Regions from separate parts of the Mus musculus genome. Here region 2 is linked to region 1. The links are chromatin loops, found by intact Hi-C in ENCODE. Cell type or tissue: left cerebral cortex. All regions are shown on one strand.

What was found. Hi-C counts contacts between places; a loop is a spot of excess contacts. Peaks named below come from ENCODE experiments on the same cell type or tissue, not always from the same donor. Only the 100,000 strongest peaks of a DNase experiment are listed, where the experiment ranks them.
Region 2: it touches region 1 in a loop (2.4-fold over the local background); 2 of 42 quality-filtered maps call a loop at or near these places.

Annotation. Positions count from the first base shown.
Region 1 is chr10:49,780,309-49,788,308 of GRCm38, forward strand. It overlaps Grik2 (glutamate receptor, ionotropic, kainate 2 (beta 2)), which reads right to left. Exons shown (of 17, transcript NM_001111268.3): 2 at 2,837-3,237. The coding sequence starts at 2,951. Among named protein-coding and RNA genes, the nearest start is that of Grik2, 4.4 kb to the right of the region's middle. In left cerebral cortex, CTCF peaks have their summits at 4,751 and 6,605 (motif pointing left); DNase peaks (open chromatin) are centred at 280, 1,188, 1,825, 2,613 and 6 more places; H3K4me3 peaks cover 7,489 bases; H3K27ac peaks cover 5,334 bases.
Region 2 is chr10:49,253,683-49,261,682 of GRCm38, forward strand. The region is part of intron 12 of Grik2 (glutamate receptor, ionotropic, kainate 2 (beta 2)); the gene reads right to left. Among named protein-coding and RNA genes, the nearest start is that of Grik2, 530 kb to the right of the region's middle. In left cerebral cortex, a CTCF peak has its summit at 3,048; DNase peaks (open chromatin) are centred at 2,819 and 3,044; H3K27ac peaks cover 674 bases.

The DNA.
Region 1 (8,000 bases):
CCACAGGGAGAGGAAAAGCCTCAGGGAAAAGAGAGTGAGAGGATGGCCTAGAGAAGGCAGAAGTTAATAGACAGGGAAAGGAAAAAACTCCGGGGTCAGAGACACCCTGGGATGTGGGAAAGCCTAGCTTACCAGAAGGTGAAAGGAAGAGAAAGGGTAGATCTATTGGCTTCGGGGAGAATACCACATAGTTTATGAGAGTGAATTTTCATCATCATTTGAGGGGAAGAAGAGGTGGAATGGCCTCAAGCCAGCTTCATGGTTGCCATAGCACCAGAAGCCTGGCAGCCCCAAGCCTTTCTCCAGGATAGACTGTTGAGCCTCACTCTAGGCTGCCTGTTGGGAGACACCTGAGGCAAGGCTGTGGCTTTCACCCACACCCAGCTGTCCACCACAGCCCAAGGACAGCTGCTCAACAACAATTCTACCGCTTTCCTCCCAGAGCAGGAGGGCATAAATGTCTGAACTTTATAGAATGAAAGTTTAAAATAAACATTTTTAAGAGGTACTTATAGCCATTTAATGAACCATCCAATCCACTCAGTACATTTTTACCCCAGTAGAAAATAAAACTCCCACCACGGCATGAAAATAGTCTCAACAGGCAAATGTTCCAGTGATTACAACTGTTCACAAACATTCCTGGCAAGTCAGGTCAGATTTAGAGAAAATGGATCTCCAAGTGGAAGACATTTGATGCTAATGTAGAAAACAAAACAAGCAAGCAAACAAAAACAGATCATCTACTAAGTAGGATGTTTGTCTAGGGTGTCAAGGGACTGGTGAGGAGATCTTTGCCTAGTGTCCTGTTTCTTAAGAACATTCTTAGAGTTTGTCTAGAAAAAAGTGTGTGTGAGTGTGTGTGAGTGTGTGTGTGTGTGTGTGTGTGTATGTGTGTGTGTGCGTGCGTGCACACATGCGCGTGCATGTGTTCTTTGGAAAGCTGCTACACTGCCACAGATGCCAAGATTTCTTTTTAATATGAAGATATGAAATGATCAGCAAATGTAACAATCTAATGATTCAGCAATTATTGTGCTTCAAGACCAGAGCAGTAATAATTAAATCTTGAGAGTATTAGTGGCAGTTTTCAGACAACAATCCCCCCAATCATGTACATTCTTATTGACACACAGAAGAAGATGTACAAGATCACTTATGTACTTTGAATTACTCAAAATAATGTGTGTGTTGGGGAGAAGGGTTAATTCCATAGTGTAGCACTTCCCATATTAGTGGCCAAATTGCTGTAGCACACATACTTTACATATCTTCACACACAGTTCCCAGGAATATAAGGACTTCTTTAATCCTGTCTAAAGAAGCAAGCATTCCTGTAGATGCTTGTTGCTAAGAGCAACATGCTTAAGTACCATCTAAAGGCAGAAGAAAGCAGGAAAATACTCCAGGTAGAATCTAGCTACATTCTATTGTCTCTTGTTATTACCAGTCTTTTTGGCTGTAGGTGACATATAGGGAGGGGCTACCTTTTCATATACATGGAAGAACATTCCTATTTTATTTCCACAAAGGTTGGGGGTGACAGTGAATTTTATCACTAAAGAAAGATCACTTGGGAAAAAATAAGAGATACTGCAAGTGTTACAGAAGGGGCAGGCAACCTCTGCTATACATCAGACAGAATGACTTAATGTGTCTAATTTTATTTCGAAGACACATACTCTGTATTACATGCTTCCTACCCTCTCTGGCTTAAATTCCCTTAGAACTGACAGAGGCTGCGGAAAGAGTGGGAGCTTCGGCCCTGTTGACTCTTTCCCAATGCCCCTCTTTAGGGAACTTCCCCTAATGAGTTCTGTTCTTACTAAATATCCCAGTTGGTCCTCCTGAGCAGCCAAGCATTTCCTACACTTCACTTCCTTCAAGCAAACCACAGGACCAGGGAATATACTGGAAACTCACGTTTAGATTTTCCTTCAAGAGAAAAAGAAGCCCATATTCTTGGGAAAGCTATAAATCCTTCTCATATGTGACTATCTGGGGTCTTTTATCCATGTCAGAGTGAAACAAAGATGCACTTAGACCCACACACTCAACACCCCTCCTCCTCCTGCCTCCAGTTACTAGGTTCCTTATTTATTAGGTCCGGACTCTGTGCGGGGGCGGGGCGGGGGGGGGGCGGAGAGCTGTGAAAGAACTCAGCAAGTTAAAAAACAAAACAAACAAGAAACCTGTCATGATTGCACTATTTCGCTGCGCGCTGAGTGACACCTTCCCGTTACTAATAAAGCCTGAAATTATACAACAATATTTCTTAAAGCTCTGCATATCAGAAAGACCATCGAGGAGGGGGGAAAATAGATTAAACTGACCAATAAGCTTCTCTTACAAAAGAAAGCAAAAGGACTGGTGCCTTCGGTTTCCAAGTGAGGACCTGGGCAGGTCCCGGCAGAAGCGGACACATGCAACTCAGGGAAGAGTTACCAGACATTAACTCTTCGGTAGCACAAGCTGCAGATTTGCCAGCCCTAGAGCTCCTTTTGGTTCAGACCGCGGCACCCAGACAGCTGGAGGTTCCCAGGGAGACCAAAGCAGCCTAGGCTGGTCGGGCCCCCCATCACTGCTATACCCGTGGCGGTCTACAGTGAGGTGATGCTTCCGGCTAGTAGTACCACGCACTGGCACCTCCTTCGCCCTCCCGGGACCCAAAATAAAATGAAGATAGAGAGGATAAATGAAAGCAGGGGGCGGTCTTTAAAACCCGGGAGGGAGCGGGTCTGGAAGTGGAAAGCCCACGCCAGGCAGAGCGACCGCCTGTTTACATCCGGCGCCTTGGAGCCTACACCAGGCGACTGTGAGATGCGGGGAATCTTACCGAATCTTAACACATGTGTGGTTCCTTGCGAATATCCGATCCACAACAAGCAGAGCAGGACTTTAATGGAGCGACTGAAGACTAGATTACTTAAAACTGGGGAAATAATCTTCATGATGTTTCCGTGCCTGCGCGCGCGGCACCCACTTCCCCGATCTAGCGTTAGGCTCCGGGCTTGGACGAGAAGAAGGATGCGTGGAATAGTGGCCGCAAACACAATCACGGCATGGTCACAGAAAGAGGAAGGAGTCTCCGCTTCCCAAACCCATTAGCAGTCTCTGCATGTTCTTCACTCACTGCGCCAAGGAGCAAGCTTCCACTGCAAGGGATGGTGGGACATCCATGTTAGTCTGGGAGCATCCGGGAAAAATCCAGCAAGCACAATGTCCAGCCGCGCGAGCCTGGGAGAGCACAAGAAGAGGAAAATCAAAAGGAAGTCCAGCCCTGCAAGGACTAGGTATCGAAAGCCAGCCACAGTCCCAACACAAAGGGAGCTTTGCTAGCAAGGGTTTCACCAGGCCCGTATTCCACTGCACTGCTGCACAGCTTCTGACGTTAGGCCAAGATAAAGTGAGAAAAATTGAGATAGCTGTTTCCTGCCACTGAGCTTCCCAATATATATTATGCAACCGTTCTGATAGCCCGCCTTGAGTAGCAAAGAGGGAAGATTTATTACATGATTCGGTGAAAATTGCTTTGATTTTTAGTAAGACCCTACAGAGTGCCTGGTGTATGCAAACAGACTTCCTACAATCAGCAGATTAATTTTAATAATTGACTAGCTAAGTCAAAGTCACTTTGCCTAGGAGTTGTAGTTCACAAAAGAAAATGCTCTAAAACAGAGGACTGTGCTGTCAGTCTAACTTGCTGTTAAGCTGCAGAAGAGTTGCACTTTTAAATGTTGAGTAGAAAAGAATAAATACACAGTGCGATGCAATTGGAGAGAGAGCTGAATGTGGTCTTTAAAATTTGAGTGGAACATTTCTTGATTAGTGAAGAAAAATTTCTCCTGGTGGATTTTTAGGGGGGCAATGAGGGAATATCTCACCTAAGACAATCTTATACTAAGCAATGGTGTTTTAGCTGCAGTAGCATATTCCAAGGCTTTGAGCTCACATTTTCTCCTTTTTAAAGTTTTTTTTCCTTAAAAATGCAGTATTAGATCAAAATTTTGTCTAGAAAAATTCTCATCATTGGCTAGTTTTCTGATGAAAAATTTTAAATTTACTTCCTCTCTTGACTCACAAGTAGCAATATATACAATAGAAAATTATAGAAATGCACATTTCTTTTAATATGAATTTTTTGAATAGGCAATATACTGCCCAAGGATTACGGTTATCCCCAAGTCCACTACTGCCATTTACAATAGTAGGAAGAGATAATGAGGAAAGGGGTAACTACATCACTGATGACAGTATAACCTTATTAAGAAGTGCAAAGGGCAAACTGTTGAACTTGTATTTTACTATTAATATCTGTTCATTATTAACAAATAGAGCATAAGTTAGATCTTATAAAATTTTACAAGTTCATCATATTGAAGACTATCTAATTTTAAAAGAGTGGTATGAATACTATTTAAGTTCTTATATTACTATGGTTATATTTTCTCTACATAGTAAGAAGACACCGCAATGTATTCATTTCATCATAGCAAGGTTTTTACTGTATATATTTACTTAACACATTATCAGAAAATGCTGATTGAAAATGTATACACCTTCAAATGCACTAACAGACATTGATTTTTCTAAAAGATGGAGGCATAACTGCAATGTCAAAAATAAGTATCATGAAAAGCTAGTTCTGCAGTCCAGCAAGCAATCCCATCAAACAATTCCACTATTTGAGCACTTTAAAAGGAACACCTAGTGCTGAAACCAAGGGTATCTAGCGACTCCTTCAGTCCATGTTTGAAACATCACTTATAAAACATGTTGAAGCCAAACATATCCTGTCTTGTATTTGCTGTCTCATTTTTCCCATTCTATTTGTTCATTTTACTTCTTCACTCTAGTAGAGATAATAACGACAGCCAGGGGAAAATACATATTCTTGGTTGCTTTCATTTCCTGCTATAATTGATATCTACTATCTGAAAAGAGCATGTTCTGTTGTAATCAAATTTCTGCAATTTTTGCAGTGTAGCTAGCATTTCATGGAGCCACAGTAAGCACACCACAATTTCTTCTTCATGAATTTTTTTAACATGAAAGTATTTGCCATAGCAGTTCTCATCAGCCTACTTACAACTAGCACTGCCAGGTACTTATGTGGCATCATTGTTGGTTATCTAGTAGGAAAGTAAAAGAAAAGCCCAGGGTTCATGAAATTCATGCAAAATAAACTTTACAAAGATCTAATATAAAATTTCCCTTAGTACTAAGTTATCTCCAAAGAACCAACATTACACATCTCTTAAATTGGGTTCATTTATAGTCATTAACTAAGTTCAAAAGCTTTAACTTAACAGATACCAACTCCACCTGTCCAATGGAACGCCTGTGATACCAGGGACTAACCTTTCTTCAGGACCTTGGACAGCACTTCAGACAAATTTATTCTCAGTTATTGAAAATAATAAAATGAATGGATAGCATGCCATTTGAAGTGACAGTGTGCATATTTCTATTACAGAGTCAAGTACTTTGAATCGTTGCAGAACACACAGTCAAGAGATCAGCTTTGTGAAATGTGTTTTGTGTGTCTTTCAATGTGAGTCATGTGTTGTTTAACACATCTGAGACATACTAACAGTGATCTCTTTGCAGTCAGTACTACTACAAAAGCCACTGACATTCACTTGAGACCCTTCAGGGTGACTAAAGGATTCATTTTCACTTACAAAAAAAATCAGCATGAAAAAATTTTAAGATGCTAAAGCATGTTGTCAATATTCAGTGGCTTAAAACATTTCTTAAATGTACTATTAGTTATCACTTTTAATCACCCGCCTCCAGATTTCCATCTGTTAAGAGGGAAAACAAATTAATAGTCCTTTCTATTAAGCTTCACTCTTCAGATCAATAGCATCAACTCAGTAAATTTACCTTTCAAACACACACACACACACACACACACAATGATCTAGCATTATAGAAGATGCTACTATACTATAACTACTATATGGATATTTTGAAGTTATTGGAAGTATCTCCTCAATACTGGCACTATCATCATAGTTCTGAGGATTAATAGTTCTTAATCTATATTTTACTGATCACATTTAATTATCTTAAAATTGTATCAGTTCTATCTTTGCTTACTTTTTAATAGAAAATTTAAAAAAAAAAACTTGATTTAGGTTTTCAGTGATCATTAAAATGTATGCTTTGTCCTATGCCTTCATTTGCTTTGCAGTTATTTCAACCACATGGCAATCCTTATTGCTAAGAGCTAAAGCTCTGAGGGTCCCAAGGTCAAAGCAGAGATGAAAAACGGCAAACACACATGTGTGCTCACACAGAGAAAAGCTATGTCTAGAATAAAGCCTTAAAGTATCAGGGAAGGCTAATACGAAGAACTATCAAGCTTACAATGAAAATAAAGAAGGGAAATGTATATTGTGTCCATGCAAAGCTTGTTCCTACAACAACATCAACAGTGAGAAGGACGAAAGACATTAGCTCCATCTTTCACTGCACTTCTGTATTACCTGACACTAATGACCTCTTCTTCTTGGGCACTATTACTTTAGAAGCAATTTTAGTTTCCTAGTCTCCGGGTGAAAATGAATCTTATTCTAGTTAGCTGCCACCTGCTGGGGCATGAACAAATGTGTAATAATCCTTATAGCAGAACATTTAAAAGACAATTCCTATACTTTGGCTAGAGACAGCAAATGTGTATTCTATAATAATCTAAATTTTAAAACCATCTCAATGGTTCTTCCACAGAAAATATTCAGTGCATTTAGATTTTCTCACACAAGTGAGAGGCTTCTGCTGACCCTCTCACTGTTGTTCTGCTGTTATGGGACATTTAAGAAACCTCACTGTATAGTAACACCTAAGGTGTTATTCCATGCAAGTGGCCTATTGTGTTGAAGCTTAGCTAAAAAAACAGCCTACTCAATCATGACATTAAAGGGGAAACAGAATGAAGTCCAAGACAGAGATCAGTTGAAACCACACTGTTGCATACGCATCCATGATTTCTGTTATTCCTTGGGATTCTAAACACATTACCAACTGTGGTATTAACATTCTGCTACGTTGGTGGCTAATGATATTTTTAATTTTAATTACTATTTAGATGCTAAAAATGTATCTTAATTAAGAAATTGAACCAAAGAGATTTGTGTCGGTAAAGCTCCTTTTAAAAAATTCAGCATGTGCAATCTTCAGTGGATTTAAATTTAAAAAAAAATAGATGTTTTACTATTTAGTCATTTTCTGTCTTTTCTTCCCCTGTGCATTTCAATTCTTTAACGCCTAAGTTTCTAAGGACATTGAGAGTTCATAAGCTTACTTGATTATTGCAGGAGTCTATTCTGCAAAGTTATAAAGTAAGGAAGTAAAACAAGACCAAATTAAAACGCAATTGCACATCTTCCAGCAAGTAAACTGCAGACTTATTTAAATGAATTAGTCATATTCTTGTGAGATGAAAAAAATTAATCCATAAGGTAATTTTGATGAGAGATACTTACAGTATGAAGATGAAGAAATGTTAAACGGTAATCTGTTCGTTTCGTTACCAGAGGGTAGTTTCTAATATCCTCCAACCCCCAAATCCAAAATCATCTTAGAAGCATTAGTCCTGTTTGATTCTCTCTCTCTCTCTCTCTCTCTCTCTCTCTCTCTCTCTCTCTCTCTCTCTCTGCTACTACTGCTACACACACACACACACACACACACACACACACACACACCCTTCCAATACTCCAGAAGATAAAAATATGAGGAAATGTGGTTGGTTAAAAGTTCTGAATCTTTATGATCCACCTCAGTGATGCAGTTAGTCCTTACCCCTGTGGGATGCCCTGAGAGTTTTTTTTTTTTTTTCTTCCTGAAGCTTTTAATACTGTCCTCAGTATTAAAATAATCTCAACTTTCTCACCCCAGAGTTATGAATCAGGGAGATAGTGGGACTGGTGGACGAAAGAGGGATGAGGAGTTGTTATGGCACAAAGATACACAGCTTTCCTGCGTCTCTTCGC
Region 2 (8,000 bases), 530 kb before region 1:
TATGTTCTTTTTTTTATTCACTAACTTATTTACTGACTTTTCATTCTGATCACAGCTTCCCTCCTTCCTTTCCTTGCACTCCTTCACTCTTGTCTTCCCTCCCACCCATTCAAACATTTTCCCCTTAATATGTTTGTTCTTAAATAATTTAGATTTTCAGAAATAAGGATGCTTTTATCTAAGATCAGTTGATATTATATATCTAATGTTATTATTATATGAAATATATTTCAAATATTTTCAACTGTACCATCACTTTAACTTATATTCATTGTTTATGCAGTTGACTATGAGATGCGGGAGCATATGTAGAATTTTTAACTTGTCCATATCCAAGGCAACTTAAGAACTATTTTCCTTGCTAGGTTATAGCTCAGTACTAGTAGGGTACTTGCACAGCTTGGGGAAGGCCTTCAGTTCAATGGTTAGCACTGAAAAAAAATGTATCTGAGAAAAATCATTTCCCAGCTACAATTGACAGCAGGTGCTTTCGAAATTATTAATGAGCAGGATATTGGTTAAGACTGTACTGTGTCTTCTATACTAAAATGCAGAAGGCTTCATAATGTAAAACAATAATGATGAGGTCGAAGTTGATGAAGTTAAATAAAGAAAGAATGACAAGGATAAAAGAATAAGAAACATTATGTAATCTATGATACATAATAACACACCAATTTATAAAGTAGATCATTGTCCATAAAGTAAAAACAGGTCAATAAAATTTTTTTTAGATAAAGTGGACTTCAAAGCATGTATACATTTATATGCTCATGATCCCACTTGAAAGAGCTAATTTATGCTTTTGTAAAATATTCCTGATAAAATAAGGTAACTTACCTAACACTCAGAACTCAGCTGCCACACTGTAGGAACTTTCAAGTCTTCATGAATCATAATTCCTAGCATTGCATAGCTGACCTTTCTAGTCTTTTTCAATGTATATGTTTATTGCCCTGATTTAACTAGAATATAATGCTAAAAATAACCTGTAATATAATTATTTTAAATTTCAGCTTTATTGTGAGATATATCGACTTTAATGATCTTCGAGGTGTCACACCCACACTTTCCATATTATTATATATCATTATCCCTAAAATAAGCTGTTCTTCTCTATGTATGAAAACTTTTCTCCAATTATTCAAAACATTGTCCAAGAATTAAAGTGAAAATTATCAGTCACTTGTCTTCTTTTGTTATCATCTTGTATCTGGTTAATCATCAAACATTCTTACATTTGTTTTTTACAGAGTAATTCATAGCTTATTTTCATATCTATTTAATAATCCATTTATTCTTATAATATTATTTTGGACCTTGAATACCTCTTTCCCAAATTCCTTCTGAGTCTCTTACATACATCGTTTTGTATGGAGGTACAAAACTGTACCTGTAGAACCTGTCATGGTTGTAAGTATTAGTTCTATAAATTCTCCAAACAAGCCAATAAATAACACAGAAATTATTTTTATGTTTACCTATTATTTGGCATTCATATTAACACTCCATACTTTTGCTGATTTTTCTTCCTCTCAACTAAAATGTCTCTATATTACAGGCAACAAATTAACATCCATTTTATAATTTACAAATGATATCTATTAAATGATTAGACTTTTGTCTGAAAATAAATGTCATACTTATTTTAGCCTTCACTATTTGAAATGCTCTCATCATTATGGTATGTTTAATATCATTCTCCCTGTTAATGACTAATATACATATTGAGATAATAAACCCTTTAAAGAAATGAAGTATGTATGCCGTTATAATTTTTTATCTCTCAGAACCTTGGAGTAATTCTAGAAATGAGTAAATACTTAATAAATAATAGCATTTCATTCATCTGTATATACTGAAATAAAATCTTATAATACTTTCTTCATCTTACTTGGAAAATGTTGCACAGCTCCATATGGAAGGCTCAGATTGGAGCTGCATTCCTAATGAATAATTACAATGTTTCTCACTAAAGAATACATGAAGATTCTAAATTATAATATGGGAATATGGGGCTTCTAAATTATAATATGAGAATATGGATTTTATCAAGTAATAAAATTTTCTGTTCTCATTTTTAGTTTTCTAAGCAAGTGAAAAATTGATATTAATTGGTAGTTGATATTCAGAATTTTGATTAGCAGTATTTGTCTTAAACCCCATTTACATGCCTACCTATCTATTTGATATTTTATTCAGATATTGATGGAGAAAAACTTATTGGCTGAAATTCAGAGATAATAAATATGTTGTGCATTGTATATTTTTTATTGTATCTAGTTAATTTCTTCTCTAAACAATAACTAAAATGCCAGGACTACAAATATGCAGAAGTAAAATAAAGGTAGAAGGGGTGCTTAACAATTAAATTTTCTTCCTTGAATAACTAGTGAAATCTGTCAGAATTTTTCCCATAACATGTATTCTCATTATAGAAGAGAAAAACATTATCTTTAGGCAAGTGTTTATTACTTGACTCACTGTAAAATGCATTACATAACTAGAGAGCCACAGAATATTTTCTAATATCACAAGAAAAATAAAAATTCCTGAAATTAGCTGCCATGGTTCAGAAGAACTAAGAAGCAAATCTCTTCATGAGACTGCAGAGTGTGAACAATAATACCCACCCATTAGCAGAATCTTGGCTATGAATGAAAGCACAGCTTTCCACTGTGCACAGACAGAAAAGAGTCTGAGCCATTATTCTGTTCTTTCAGGCACAGCTTTCCCACTGTTGGTAATCACTGTTGATAACATAATCCCTGAGCATGAAGGAAAGCAGTTAGTGTGAATGAGGAGAGCTCACAGGCATGTAGGACTGACTGGGAATCCTTGTCCCACTCAGGAATGCTAATTGCTGGCAGATGAAAATGCTGTTTAAATGGGGTCTTGTATTTTTTTCTGTTCTAAAAAAATAAAATAAAATAAAAATATTCTGCTCTTTTTCTGATCACCTAGCAGAAGGTTACCTCTGCTTGGCATTTTCTGGTCCAGAGTGCCTCCAAGTGCCTATAAAATTCAACGGAATGCCTAGAGAAAATGTGTAATTCAACACTTGTCCTGAGAGAATGAATCACAAAGGCTTATCTTCGGTGCTGCAGCTCTGTCTCTGTTTCCATTTCTGTCTCTGTCTGTTTCTGTCTCTCTTTTTCTCTCCCTTTCTGTCACCTTCTCTAAAAATATTGTTTGAAGCAAGGTTCTCTCAACTGTTCTTCACTCTCCTAATGTGGCATATATGTTGAACAAAGAATGCTTTGTAAGTAGGTTAAATGAGACAATTATTGAAACTGATTAACATCAGATTCATGAGAATAAGAGACGGTTTCTACTGGAATAGACTCAGGAGAAAAAGTCTCAATACTAAATAACATTTATTTAAATTAAAATATTTAAACATTCAAATGTTTAAAATACATAATCTAAATGATAATATATATAATTTATAATATGACCCATATGTTAATTGATACTTAGTTTAAACTTTGATTAAACAGCTACTATACTAGGATATTCTGAAACTGTAGCAGATACACTAAGAATAAACCACTTAATTAATATGCTAATAGAATTGTCTTAATTTTTTGTTTAATGTTGTAGAAATTTTCATTATTTTATGAGTCAGTTTTTCTTTCATTCAGTGGAGATAGTATTACCATATACTAAGTTATAACTTATATTCCTTGAAATATTTACTAAAATATTTATGAAATTATGTTTATATAACATTTCTGAATCAGAACTGTTCTAAATGACTTTAAGACTATTTTATATATTTTTATATAATGTATATTATATATTTATATATATATTTGATAAAAGTATTTTAAGACTCTTTAGGAATTATTAGTCGGATATTTATGTTTGTGCTAGAATTCAATTGGTCAAATATGTCCACAGCATCCTTACTTCATTTAATATATTTTAAATATAAAAATAATTATATCTACTAAAGGCAGGCCTAATCAGTAATATTTGTATGTACAATATTGAAAAGTAAGGTATGCAATTGATAGTGCATGATTATATGCATATGTTCAATTATGGAATATAATTAAATTTGTGTGGTTTACTCATAAATACACACTATATACTTAGAGATACCTAAAAGTTATACCATACTGAGATATTTCCTCAACAGTAATAAAGCAAATGTCTGAAATTGTTTCACTGATGTTGGAACAAGCTATAGAATGTAAGAATATCCTGCTTTAAATTTAGTATTTTATAAACGTCCATATATTTACTAAGTAGACAATAATTCTAGTTATTTTAATTAACACAACAAACATGCTGTTTTTATGCAAATATTTTAGTATTTGTTTTGCCACTCTCTAACATGTGAATTATATTGACTGTTGGTTAAAAATTACAATTAATTACATACAGATTTGCAAGTAAGTATTTTGAGTAGAAAGTGGGTGCAAAGTAGCCTATGCAGCATATTTATATATTAGACTATGTATATTTACATATCAGACACTCTTGTGTTTTTTAATATAGAAAAATAAACTGCTTTTATTATATATCAAATACATCACTTAATCTCTAAAAGTAATAAAGACAATATTAAAGTGATTTTAAAGGATCAGATTACAAAAATCAACACATTAAAAAACTTTAATATGTTTAATATGTACAAAGAGAAATAATTATTAAATGAAGTATTTTAAACATTGTATTATTTCTGTGTTTATGTGATTTAAAATTGTAAAAATATCCAATTATAATCAGTATGATTTTTATCAGTGTTTCTTTATGTTAAGTTTAGTGATTATGAATATTGTATTGTTATTTCTTGAAATTAATATTTTTTTTTTTAGTTCTGGTTAATGAAAATTCATGGGCATTGACATCAACAACTTCTGTTGAATGTTTATAGTGTATGATCACATGAAATGCACACACAGTCATTTTCTGTGCATGAGTGCACATATACACATGGAAGCACATTACTCACTATTGGTATTTCAAGAAGGCAATAGAAACACTTTATATCTTTCAACAAGAGTGTTTTTCTTATTTTCCCCTTTCATGTTAAAAGGCTTTACTTATTCCAGGCAATGAAACAGGAACAATGCTTATGAAATCAGTCCAGGAAGGCTATCTGTGGCTGTTCATTTCTCTACTATCAGTTCTTTAATTTCTCAAAATATTTTTTATAACTAGTTTGACTATCTGTTTCATAAACAGCTCAACTGCTTCAACATGTTCTAGCAGATTTGTCTCCTAAATTACAAAAGCTCTCACACAAAAGAATCACCCTGTTTTCTGCCTTTAACATACAAAAATGTTCCACATGCAAATCTCATGGAACATTAACAATTATATTTGGAAGGAATTGTTGCATAATTTATGGTACTTCAGCTGAGTTTCCAATTGATTTTCTATTGAAGAAGGAAAATTTACCATCAAAATTCTTCTTGTACTGATACAGGCTGCCATGAACCTGGATTTTAATAAATTTTCTTTCCATTGTGGAAGTAAATTAATTACTTAACAAAATGTTTACTAGGCTTTTTTGTTTTTACTTTTGAACCTTTATCACTGCTTTATGTGAATTACTACAGCAAGATCTCTGTTAGGACTGGTCTGCCTTGGTGATATACATGCAGCAATCATTCTGCTGTTTCCTTTTCCAAACCTTTTCCTCCGTTTAATGTGTCTAAAATGAAACCATTATTTTAAAAACAGTTACAAAGGATGTTATATGTGTGTTTGGCATTCTTCTTTATTTGGGTTTCTCTGCTTCTTTATGTTTGCATCCAATGTTTCCTATCTTATATTATTGGAGAAGTACTTTCCTGTGTATGTACACACTGACGTTGTGAAAACATTCACTCTTTGAATTATAGTGAATTTAACAAGCTAATATATATTATTCATTAAATTACTTACTAGTTCTCCTTAATCTTATTATTTATATTCTTCTTTGACCTCTGCTGACCTCTTATGTGGTAAAATTGACTTATAATTCCTGAAAATTTTCAAGTAATTTACTACTTTTAGGTAACAATGATATTCATATTAATTATAATTTTATCAATCAAAGGGTAAATGAGTGGAACAGTTCATTTTACTCAATGTAGATAAGAGTTTTGTCACAACTACAAGGCTTTGAAAAGATAATAATTAGCAAATTTTATAATCAAAAGTCAGAAATAGTTCACATAACAAGATCATACAGAAAAGCTTATTTAATATAGCATTTAAATGTGATATTATCAAGTTCCTAAACAAATCTATACCAAGCAGCAGCTTTTGTCCAAATAATTAGCTACTGAGAGAAATGGTCAATTTGGGCAGCAGAATAATAAGAACAGAAGAACTCAGAAATTGTACTTCATATTGATCAAAAGATAAAAAGGGAGACTGCCGATGAAAACAAACAAATTCAAATGGTCTTGACTATCACATTACATCTACATAATCATCTAAAATGAGGGACCACACATCAGCCATGTATGTGAGAGGTTCAAGGCTACATGTTCAAGACCCTAGGCTGTAATTTTGCTTTTCATAGCAGACCTGAAGTCTCCTAATGGGCAACTCTTGTCTAGTGCTGCATGCTGCCCTTAGCCTGGCTTTAGGTCTGAGATCACATAATGTGGCAGGTTGCTATACTTCTTAGCACTTCCATTTGTACAACACTAGTTTCCATCATTTAGATACTTAACATTATTAATTGGTCAAGAATCTGGAACCTTGAGAATATCATGTTTTGAAGTAATAAATGCCATGTTTTCCTAGATGCTACACTGAATTTAAATCTTATGTATAAACCATTCCTGGAAGATCAGTAGTTTTTTTTTTTTTTTCTACTTTTAGATTTTACAAAAGTTTAGCTTTTTTATTATTAAAATGTATGTATATTTCCAAGATTTAGTTGAACATTATTTAACTGATTTATGCTCCTTACCATTTTATCTATTTGCTGATATTCATTTTCCTGAATTTTTTAGAATTGTGCTTAGCAGTCTCATTGCCTTCAGAGTGGGTAAATCTAGTTTTTTGTTTGTTTGTTTGTTTTGTTTTGTTTTGTTTTGTTTTGTTTTGTTTTGTTTTGTTTTGTTTTGTGGTGACAGGGTTTCTCTGTTAGCCCTGGCTTTCCTGGAACTCACTCTGTAAACCAGGCTGGCCTCGAACTCAGAAATCTGCCTGCCTCTGCCTCCGAAATGCTGGGATTAAAGGCGTGTACCACCACTGCCCGACTAAATCTAGTTCTTATATTTGCAATCATTAATGGAAAAATTCCAGGACAAAATGTTAGGAAAAGTTTAATTAAATTAACTGGTTTATTTATTGCATGATACTTACTGTTATGTTGTCAGTAGTGACTCTCAGAGAAGTCAATATCTAGACTGACCATAATTGGCCGTAGACTTCTTCCCCTCTTCCTAAAGGCAGATTTATTTAACAGTTGCTGTTTTGTAAAATGTGTCCTGGTATGTATCATAATACATTATCCCTCTAGGAGTGGGGCATAAAATTCTTAGCAATCTTTTCTTTATGGCTTAAAAAAAGTTGAGGAAAATACTGCTGTCTCAGAATATTCCATATTAAAGAATTACTTTCACCAAGACTGAATATTTTTTAATACCACATAAGACGTTACAGTGACACCTGAAAGTAAGTTGATAAATTCTTACATGTTAATATAAACCTTTACTTATTCCTATAATCCTAGCACTTGGAAGGCCAGGGAAATGTTTGAGGAGAGCATTGCCATAGGTTAATTCAAGGCCAGATTGGGCAATTCTATGGGATACTACTTTGTTCTTCTGTAAGCCCAGGTGGCAGTCACTGCCAAAAACATATCCCATGGTATTATCAATTTTCTGTTCTATAAAACTCTTGAGATCACAATATGTTACAGATAATTCTCAATTGTCAATAATTTCAAATATTAAGGCATGAGTAAAGAAGTGTTTCTTCCTAAGGAAAAAACAGGAGCTCGAGCTGGAGAGAAAGCCCAGTGTTTAAGAGCTCTTGCTGAG